2 separate regions of the Homo sapiens genome follow, and region 1 is linked to region 2. A link is a loop called in an ENCODE intact Hi-C map of the cell type or tissue named here. Cell type or tissue: PC-3. All regions are shown on one strand. Links, peaks and the distances in the headings refer to the core of each region. The heading gives the core; the rest is flanking DNA.

Evidence for each region. A loop is a pair of places that touch in the nucleus more often than their neighbours do. Peaks named below come from ENCODE experiments on the same cell type or tissue, not always from the same donor. Only the 100,000 strongest peaks of a DNase experiment are listed, where the experiment ranks them.
Region 1: a loop joins it to region 2, with 4 times the contacts of the local background. A loop is called at or near these places in 1 of 110 quality-filtered maps.

The regions. Positions count from the first base shown.
Region 1 is chr4:37,432,615-37,438,106 of GRCh38, reverse strand. It overlaps NWD2 (NACHT and WD repeat domain containing 2), which reads right to left. Exons shown (of 7, transcript NM_001144990.2): 5 at 4,087-4,231. Among named protein-coding and RNA genes, the nearest start is that of PGCKA1, 19 kb to the left of the region's middle. In PC-3, for the core only: CTCF peaks have their summits at 3,233 and 3,433 (motif pointing left); no DNase peak of the experiment used is centred there.
Region 2 is chr4:37,525,476-37,530,967 of GRCh38, reverse strand. All of the region lies in intron 1 of PGCKA1 (PDCD10 and GCKIII kinases associated 1), which reads right to left. Among named protein-coding and RNA genes, the nearest start is that of PGCKA1, 74 kb to the right of the region's middle. In PC-3, for the core only: a CTCF peak has its summit at 2,657; DNase peaks (open chromatin) are centred at 2,657 and 3,557; H3K27ac peaks cover 464 bases.

The DNA.
Region 1 (5,492 bases), core at 316-5,315, 93 kb after region 2:
TGTATTTTTAGTAGAGATGGGGTTTCACCGTGTTAGCCAGGATGGTCTCTTTCTCCTGACCTTGTGATCCACCTGCCTCAGCCTCCCAAAGTGCTGGGATTACAGGTGTGAGCCACCACGCCCAGCCCAAAAGCACATTTTAAGGCAAAATATAATTATATTCTGATGACTGATCAATCTGGGTGATCTATGTCACTGTTATAATATCCATCAGAACAAGTACAGAAAAAGTGACTTAGTATATAACTTCATTTCTTCTAACATATACCGTATTATGGCTTACAATACATATGCTTGCACACAAGTACATATATATTATAAATAATTTGTGTCCCCATAAGAAAATTTTAAACTGGGTCAGTAGTAATGAAAACATCATTGTGCAGGGAAAAATTAAAAATATGTAAAATAAGCTAATGGAAATGAATGACAAAGCAAGTATTCTTAAAATTGGCTGCTCTTCCTTTCTTCCTCCTTCACCATCCCTTTCCTTCATGTAATTGCTCTTCATTGAACACCTTTTATATTCCAGGCACGATGACAGCCGCTTAGGATACAATGGTGAGAGAAAACAGAACATTGAGAAAAATAATCCATTATGGAGCCCTATAAACTGAATGTTTGTGTCTCCCAGAAATTTATATGTTGAAACCTGATTAGGTTTCAGTGTGATAGTGTTAGGAGGTGGGGCGTTTGGGTAATTAGTTCATGAGGGCAGAGCCTTTATGAATGAAAGTCGTGTTCATATAAAAGAGATCTCAGAGAGTTCCCTTGCCCTCCTGCCCTGTGAGGACACAGCAAGAAGACAGCCATCTGTGAGCGGGAAGTTGGCCCTCATCAGCCACAGAATCTGCAGGTGCTTTGATCTCAGATTGTGAATTTCTGTCAGGGAGGCTCTGAATACACAGGGCTGGTCTGGCCATAAATTGAAAAAAATTACATGCTGGTCATAACTCCAATGTCAAGCAAAATCTAGAATATATATACATATATTCTGTAATGTAACTATTAAGAAGGGTGAGAATTTTATTTAAAAATGGTTCCTTTCGGTGGAACTCTTGTGATAATATTTTTTCAGTAATGAGAGCCTTTCAATGGAAATTTTCAACCTAAATGAAAAAGATATTTTCATAGCTACCAGTGCCTAGTAAGCTGTGTCATGAGCATCAGTACATTTTACAAATGGTTTTAATTGAGCAAGCTGGTTAAGGAAGCCAGTTAAAGGAGCTTATAAACATATGTCTACTATTCTTTTTAAGGAAGAGTAAGAACTTGTTATAATGTAGATAAGGGAAGATGCCAGAAATCTGGACATCATGAGCTACTACAGAAAGCAGCCTTGGACCCATCTCTTTTCTAGTCATCTGTGTAAAATGCTAGCAGGTTGGATTAACAGCTTGCTACATTCTGAGAGCATCATGAAGAGAAAGGAAGCGGTCAAACTGTAGTATCTATATATAATGCATTATAATCAGAGATATGCTCTGCCACCTTTGACTCCCAGAAAGCAATTCAACTATAACTTGACATTGTTATCACATTTATGAAAAGGATGTATCAAGCAGAAGTGTTGATCACAAATGGAGCAAAAAAAGAAATACAGATAAACTAATTTGGCAGAGCCCATCTAAGCTTGGCTCAGGGGGGATAAATGCTGTACACAGAATGCCTGGTATGGTATAGACTTAAATATACCTAAATAAATGAGAGCTATGATACAAAGGCAACTCTACAGAGTTATTTTTAGAGGCGAAGTGCATGCTTATGATTTTATGGGAATTTTATTCACAGTTTCTGATGCCTATCTATAAATATTATAAATTTTAGAATTTTAGGGCATTATTAGAATATTATATTTATTTTCTGTTTTTGCATGTTCCTTAATGTCCTGAAATTTAACCAGTGAGAGCATCCACTGAAGGTAATGGTGGAAATAGGTTTCCAGTCCTGGTAACTATTATCCATGAGAAATTAATTTCTTTACGATTCCCAAGGCCACTGAGTTTTGATGTTCTCAGAAGGGCACCATTTTAGAGTCTAATTTATTTCTCGTCCTCTCCTGTTGTTTAAAAAGGTGAAACTAGAAGTGTGAAAAATTACATTCAAACATAAACAATACACCTTTAACAGGTTCTATCCAGTATTCTTATTTCAAGATTTCTAAAAATATAATATATACTATATCCATTTGAAAGAGTTGGCACGTCAGCAATTTTGATTGTGCAGACATGATCTTAAAAGGAGTTTGAACGTAAAATAAGTAAAATTGTCATGAGCATGTATATCTTCAGGAGATATAACCCCAAGCAGAAAACACTCCACTTGTAGTGGCTCACATGAAATTTCTCATCTTCACATGGCTATCTATGTGGACACAGTTCTTCACTGTGTGGGGAAAGCTAGGACAAGTGTTTGCCAGGGAAATAACCAAACACTGGAGCTGTGCGATTGTAAATAAGAGGATGACTTCCCCAGACTGGTGTTTTTTACATAAATAATAGGAAAGCTTCACTCCAGGTACTTTTTTCTAAGACAGCTCTTGAAGGAACAGGGTTGTTCTGTCTTTGATAAAGGTGAAGAGCCTGAGCCTCAAAGGTGGATCTAAAGGTTCCAAAGGAACAAGGATATACCCTGATCTATATATTTAAATACAGTACTTATTCCTGACGATTGTGGTATTTTCAGGAAGACTTTAAATAAGACCTAATTTTTAAAAACAGCTTCCTTCTGGAATTTGTCAAAATGGTTTGTAACTTCTCTGAGCTTCACCCACATGGATCCAGTGAGAATGATTACCAAGTGCCTTTTAGGTTTTCACGAATGCTTTGCCGCACCATTTCAAAACCAATCTGAAAACGCAGCTATTATAGTTTTTCCCTTTATAAATTTTTACTATCAACTTTCAAAATAAATGCTACACATCTGACTACTTTTACTAGTTGTGTTTGTTCCCTGGAAACTATGACTGACATATTCCTTCAGTTCTGTAATTTCCTGAGCAACTTCTAATGATAAAGCTTCCTTTCCATGGCTGAGAAAGGCCAACAGGTGAGCCTCTGTACGCAGAATGCTTGGTATGGTATAGACTGAAGTATACCTGAATAACTGGGTGGGTTTTTATTTTAATGTTAAATTTGAGCCTACCAAATAGCTGGAGAGGTTTTTATTTTAATGCTAAATTAGATCCTACCAAATCCCTTGTGCCACACCCTCTGATGGCTTCCCATCTCGCCCAGAATAAAACACAAGCTTCCTATTATGGCCTGTGCCCAACTTCTATCCTCATCTCTCCCTCTCTGTAAAAGTTAAAAAAAAAAAAGAAAAAAAAAAAGTAAAGCTATCTTTTATTTTTCCTGCTCCTGGAATTAGCTAAGCACGTTCCTGTCTCAGAGATCTTAAATCTGTTGCTCCCTCTGCTGGGAATTCTCTACCTTAGATGCATATGGCACTGTCAGTTCTGATTTTCTTCCGTAATTCAGGTCCAAAGTCCTCTCCTTTTTGCCCACCTCATCTAAATCTGGATCCCCACATCCTTTATCAGTCACTATTATCCTATGACTGTGCTTTATTTTACTCATAATACTTATCAATCACTTTTGATACGATCTTGTTCATTTATTTGATTACTTGGCTATCATTTATGAATATATATTTTATGAATATTTTTCCTCCCTCTAAAAAAATAAGTTGCAGGAGGCCTGAGACCTTGTGTTTTTACTCAGTGTTGTCTCCCCAGTGCTTGGCACGTAGGAACTCAATAGATCCATTAATATTTGCTGGATAAGCGGGTAAGTGATGAATGAACAGCTCAACTGAGAAATCATGGCAGAATATGGTCAATTATATCCGGGGCCACCTCTGGCTTCTTTTAAAATCACATTTTCTAGAGAAGCCTTAGAGTTAAGGGAAGGCTTTTCTATAATTAAAACAAAAGAACATTTGCTTCTCCAGAACATGGGAACATTTAGAAAAATTAAATTTCACCAGGCAGTAAATGAGATTAAATTTGCAGGGCATTAAAGGGAAGCAGTAGATGTACCTATTAATGATATATTTCTTATTTTACTGAAGGTATGGGAAAATTACCTGAGAACAGGTACCTCTTAGCCTGGCTGTGTTTCATTTTACCCTTTTCGTGTAACAGCTTTACAGCAGCCTTAAATATCTTCTTGATCTCATCTGATATCTCTTGCCATGTCTTCTCGTTTTCAGCATTGGTAGAAGGCTGCATCTATAGAAATGTAAAAGGGAGAAATTAGTCTTACAATCATCAAAGAAAAATAATATTTAAGAACAAGAAAATTTCTATTATTTGAAGGCCTACTATGTGCCAATACTATGATAGGTGCTTTACAGACAGTGTCTAATTTAATCTCAATAACCCTGAAAGTTAGAAATTATTTCTGTGTTGCATGTGAACTTGACCAAGTTACACAAGGGTGTGATCCAAATACGGTGTGTTTGTCAGACTTTCTTATATACCATGCTTTTCCCTTTTGAGTTTTGATACAAATGCCATAAGAAAATAATCTCTGGTGTCCTCCAAAGCGGAGAGAAAGTTAAAGGGGAGGTGCTCTTATGTTATATCTAGTTGTCTTTATTTGTTTTAACTTCATTTGTTTTGATGGTCCACTGGGAGATAAAATGGGAGGACTGCCTACCAATAAAGTAACATTTATATAGTCTTGATAATCTTATTCACACATTCATTTATTCAATAATAATTTATGCAGAAATATCATGTGGGGTTTTAGGAATAATCTCAATTTCCCTAGTGGATCATAAAGATAAATGAAGAAACAATTAAAGCAAATTAAATAGTAACATATGAGAAAATCCCCCAGATCATGGTAGAAACTGGTTTCTTGGGGTATCAGGTTCTTTGCTATCTATATTTACTCCTGGCATCTTTAACTGGGAAATGGTTTGGGTTTACCCCAATATTCTCACCCAGAGAAGCAATATTGTTATAGATAATTACTTTGAATAATATATGTGAGGGAGAAGAAGAAAAATCAAGGATTCTGATATGATTTCCCATTGCACAGAGAAAATGTGTTATGTTGGATACCAGAATGACAAATACACAGATCCCGAAGTGGAGAACTGCGGATAACCCACAGCTGTGCTCTTGGAACTGCCTGGGTGCTGACTGAATCAAGGACATTCTCTTTGGCAGAGGGTTGGATATCCATGCCTTCTTTGCAATCTCCCTAAATATTCTACTCAATGAACAGGTCCACCTTTCCCCTCTTCCTTTTTCATTTGCTTTTAAAGGACCTATCATAAACTTGGGAGCCAAGTTGGAAAGTAGATAATAACGTTTCCATGATGCTCAAGCATGAATCAGTCTCATTCCATCACTCTCTATAAGATGCATGAATATAAATGAACTGTTTAAGATGTTAAAGAAAAAATATTAAGTTAAAATTTAAAAAGAGACTATAAATAATAGCTAGGTAGATTTTACAAAGGACTTCCTCCCACAGAAA
Region 2 (5,492 bases), core at 106-5,105:
TGTCGCCCAGGCTGGAGTGCAGTGGCACTCTCTCGGCTCACTGCAACCTCTGCCTCCCGGGTTCAAACCATTCCCCTGCCTTGGCCTCCCAAGTAGCTGAGATTACAGGTGCCCACCACCACACCACACCCGGCTAATTTTTTGTATTTTTAGTGGAGACGGGGGGCTTCATCACGTTGGCCAGGCTGGTTTTGAACTCCTGACCTCAAGTGAACCGCCCGCTTAGGTCTCCCAAAGTGCTGGGCTTACAGGCGTGAGCCACCGTATCTGACCTGAGAAATAATTTTCAAACGTGACTGACAGATGAGTGGGTTTGAGAAAAGCCCAGTGGCAATCATTCTTCTTTGAGTATTACCTGGCTCCCAAGCATTTTTTTTTTTTTTTTTTTTTTTTTGAGACATAGTTTCACTTTGTCATCCAGGCTGGAGTGCAGGGGCATGATCTCAGCTCACTGCAACCTCTGTCTTCTGGGTTCAAGCGATTCTTGTGCCTCAGCCTCACAAGTACCTGGAACTACAGGCGTGCGCCACCATGCATGGCTCATTTTTATATTCTTTTGGTAGAGACAGGGTTTCACCATGTTGGCCAGGCTGGTCACGAACTCCTGACCTCAAATGATTCACCGGCCTTGGCCTCCCAAAGTCCTGAGATTACAGGTGTGAGCCACCATGCCCAGCCGGCATTGCTATTTTCACCTCTTCTTGGAAAAACAACAACAAAAAAGTGAAGATAAATTTATAATAGAAAAGATCCAATGGGTAAATTCCAACAGTAAATGTTAGGAATCACAGGTTGTCTATTACGTGCTAGAAGTTAGGAAGACTCAGATGCCTTCTGTGTAATTAGCATGGGTAACAGATGCATCCTGTTTAGATGGAAGATAAAAAGTTTTAAAGAGTTTTTAGAACATTTATCATTACTTTTGGGATTCCAGGCCTTTTTTGATCCTTTACCTACCCCACTTCTTTTTTTAAAGCAGACATTTAAAGAACAAAGCAAAACAATGCAAATACAAAAAGGCTTACATTATTTTTTAATATGTAAAATCGAGATAATAATACCTATCTTATAGGTTTGTTGTCTTAAAGGAACTAAAGGATTTAGTCCAGGAATGTGTCTAGCACACTGCCTGGGGTGAACACTGAATGACAGCATTGGAGGTAGCACGGTACTTTCTTCCATCCTTTTAAATCAACTCAAGGTTGGGGAAGGGGGCGGCTACAGACGAAAACACCGATGAAAGAGCCAGCTTCCCCCATCTTCTATGGGAGCAGGTAGCAGGCTGAACTAATTTGATATTTTCCCCTCCGGAATAGAGTATGTTCTTCCAAGAATAAAAAGAACAGCCCACCTGTGATAGTCATTAACCAGATAAAATCTTGAGGAAGAGATTCTAAGTCTCCAATTATCCTTTTACATACATTTATTCTTTATTTTGGATTCTAGGGACACCAAGGGTTAATTGATAAGTCATAGGCAATTTCATCACATACTGAGTTGCAAGCACAGGTGGGATAATAGAGCCACTGGGAATTAGCCTAACCTTAAAATATAAGATATTTATAGCATCAATAGTACATAATCATATGATTGGGGAGAAAATACAAAGGAAGAAATACATACGAGTCTTAAAGCTAGAAATATTACAAGATTTACTAGCTTATAATTTGAAGTACCTAGATGTAGGATAAATATATTTATGCAATGTATTATTGAAGACAATTCAATATGTTTCCAGGGAAATTGCAGAATTTAGCCTAGAAACATTTTAAGGCATAAGGACTTTAGGTAACATATTGTTAAATTTAGCATAATTCCATTTAGAGATTTGAGTTCTAGCTGCTGTGTCATCATGCTTTATAAAACTTAAAGCTAGATTTCTGGCTGGAAAACATTCTAAATTGAAATAAAAGCACAAATATGATAAACCAAATATTGTTAAGTTGTTAAAGTTAAAATCTCTAACCATGAGTATTGAGCCAGATTACCTAAGTTGAATTTTCTGAAGTAATAGTATGGGTTTGTATATATGTACCAAGCTTAAGCCGGAACAAAGCAGGAATTTTTCTCTGGTGGTAGAATTTACATAATGTACACTAGGAGAACTGTTCATGAGAAAAGTTCCTTAAACTATAATGTTTTTAAATTTAAATACTCACTGCTATACAATTGTATGTGAATTTGGAAGGAATGCAAATTACATTTATGGGATCAGTCTTCCTACTTTAACCCTTGAACTCTTGCTACCGCAGACTATAGTGGGACGATTCCTGCCTAGGAGAACAATGCATCAATCAATATGGGTGTCCTCCTCTCTCTGGGCAATTGCAAAAGAGCTGGCTTTTTTTTTAGTTTTTAAAAAATTTTCAAGGATTTTTAAAACCCACCTAGTGCCAGGCGTTTGTCCTCATCAGACTTAAACTGAAGCTCTTCTGTTAGTTCTTCTTTCTTTACCCCAAAGAGGTGCCCCAAAGGCTTGTCATCCCAAGGCTAAAATCCCAACAGTGTCTTAGAACTTCACACAGTTATGCAATCATTAAAAGCAAAACTGAAAACACAGCCCTGGGCCTTCTTGGGTGAGATGCGGCTGCAGGTTGGCTCTGTGGCTCACAGCTATTGCTTAACAAAACCAAACAGTGAGCACTAGATGTCGTGATTACATATTAAATAGTAGGAGCTGGATACCTTTCCTTGCCGAGGATGTGAATGACAACACAAAATCCCTGAGTCAAAGCTCTTCAGGGTCAAATATTACAATACTTTTCAACTATTAGTATTCAAGCAGTACTCAGAATAAAAACAAGCCCAGTGCTAACTTCCTGCTCCTGGAGTTGGTGCTCGAAATAATTAAATTCAGTGGAAATGGACAAACTCAATTTAAAAAATTTTGAAATGAAGCCAGATATCAGTATTTATGTTTGTACGGTCACACTACAAAGACACATTCTGAGAAAGGCAACATTAGGTGATTTTGTCGTGTGAACATCACAGAGCGTACTACCCAAATCTAGATGGTGTAGCCTACCACACACCTAGACTGCCTGGTATAGCCTATTGCCCCTAGGATACACATCTGTATGGTGCGTTACTGTACTGAATACTTTAGGCAATTGTAACATAAAAGTATTTTTTTTTTTTTGAGACGGAGTCTTGCTCTGTCGCCAGGCTGGAGCGCAGTGGTGCGATCTCGGCTCACTGCAAGCTCCGCCTCCTGGGTTCCTGCCATTCTCCTGCCTCAGCCTCCCAAGTAGCTGGGACTACAGGCGCCCGCCACCACGCCCAGTTAATTTTTTTTTTTTTTTTGTATTTTTTAGTAGAGACGGGGTTTCACTGTGTTAGCCAGGATGGTCTCAATCTCCTGACCTCATGATCTGCCCACCTCGGCCTCCCAAAGTGCTGGGATTACAGGCGTGAGCCACAATGCCCGGCTCATAAAAGTATTTATGTATCTAAACATAAATAGAGAAAAGGTACAGTAAAAATGCGGTATAAAAGTTAAGAGATGGTTCACCTAGATAGGGCACTTACCATGAATGGAGCTTACAGGACTGAAGTTGCTCTGGGTGAGTCAGTGAGTGAGTTTGAGTGAATATGAAGCCTAGGCTATTACTGGACACTACTGGAGACTTCATAAACACTGCACACTTAGACTACATTTATTTTAAAATATTTTTCTTTCTTTGATAGCAAATTAACCTTAGCTGACTGTAACTTTTTTACTTTATAAACTTTTTAATTACTAAAACGTTTTGACTCTTTCGTAGTAACACTTAGCTTAAAACACAAATACATTGTGTGGCTGTATAAAATGATTTTCTTTCTTTATAGTCTTATTATATATACTTTTTCCTTTTTTAATTAATTTTTTTTAATTAAAAAAACCTTTTTGTTAAAAGGTAAGACATAAACTCACACATTAGCTTAGGCCTACGCACGGCCAGGATTGTCAGTATCACTGTCCCACCTCCACATCTTGTCCTATTGGAAGGTTTTCAGGTTCAATAACATGCATGGAGCTATCATCTTGTATGATAACAATGTCTTCTTCTGGAATACCTCCTGAAGGACCTGCCTGAGGCTGTTTTACAATCAACTTTTTTTTTAAATAAGTGGAAGATGTACTCTCTCAAATAATAAAAAGTATAGCATAGTAAATACATAAACTTGTAACACAGACATTTATGATCATTGTCAAGTATGTACTATACATGATTGTATGTGCTATACTCTTATAAGACCAGAAGTGCGGCAGGTATGTTTACAACAGCATCATCACAAACACGTGAGTAAGGTGGTGTGCTATGATGTCACTAGGCAGTAGTAATTTCTCAGCTCCAGTATAATTTTATGAGATCCCTGTCACATATACAGTCCATAGCTGACCAAAACATCGTTATGAGGTGCATGATTGTTTATTATGGTTCATACTTTATGCTTATCCCAATGAAGTTTAATAATTGTTAGAACAAAGCTGTGAATTGATATGAGAAAATCTACACAAAATATACCATTTCCATCACTCAAGTCAGTCAGGCAATTTCTTAAGGTTTGTAGTCCACTGAGGTACTTTAGAATCTCAAAGCAACTATAGAATCCTACGGGCCAAGTGTTTGTAAGGTATTACTATGAATTTTAATAATTAAAAATGATTGATTCTAGACCTATATGTATCTAGCACTGTGCTAGCTATTGTAGAAGAATAAACAGTATATAACTCTCTCTTTCCAAGAATTTCATAATCTGATTAAGAAGCCAAATCCAACACACGAAGCAATTAGATAACTAAAGCACAAAACAAGATGGTGCTGAATTCTAGTGCGATAGTAATTCAGTCTTCAGCTGAGCTCCCGCTACATCTAGTGTCTGGGCTAAGGATTTGCTTGTGTCCTTTGCTTTGACATGTATAATTTACTACATCATAAACAGTATGATACAAATGTAGATTTTTGTTTATTAAACCCTTGGGGTAGTCAGAAATATACACTTTAGGAGTGAACAGCTAGTATCTAATCAGGAAGGTCAGACATAGTACTGGTTAATAAATGCAACTCCACTGTCCATTGATTAAGATATGAATTAATGAATGGCAGAAATGAGTTTTCATTGATGAAATTAATGGCTTATTGATCAGAAAAATAAATTCTAAAAACAGACACTACTTATGAGATTCAAGGTATAAATAGGCTTCCCTGACCCTGTATGAACAGGGAATAGTCATCGAGTGAAGCCTTTGGTGTGCTGCCTGAGGCTGGATTGGTCCTGTATCCTGCTGGTGGATTATATGATTTCTGGTGCCTGATGCTGAATTTAAGGGTAGTAGAATCCTATTGGGGAATATAGTTAAGCTGACTGCAATATATTTTCTGCAGAGTGGTGGTAGAAGAACCTAAAAGAATAAAGACTTGAGACTTCATGAATGTTTACAGAACGGACTGATGAATTGCTTAGGGCCTCCTTGCTAATACAGTTTAAAAGTATGTGTGTGGAGAATT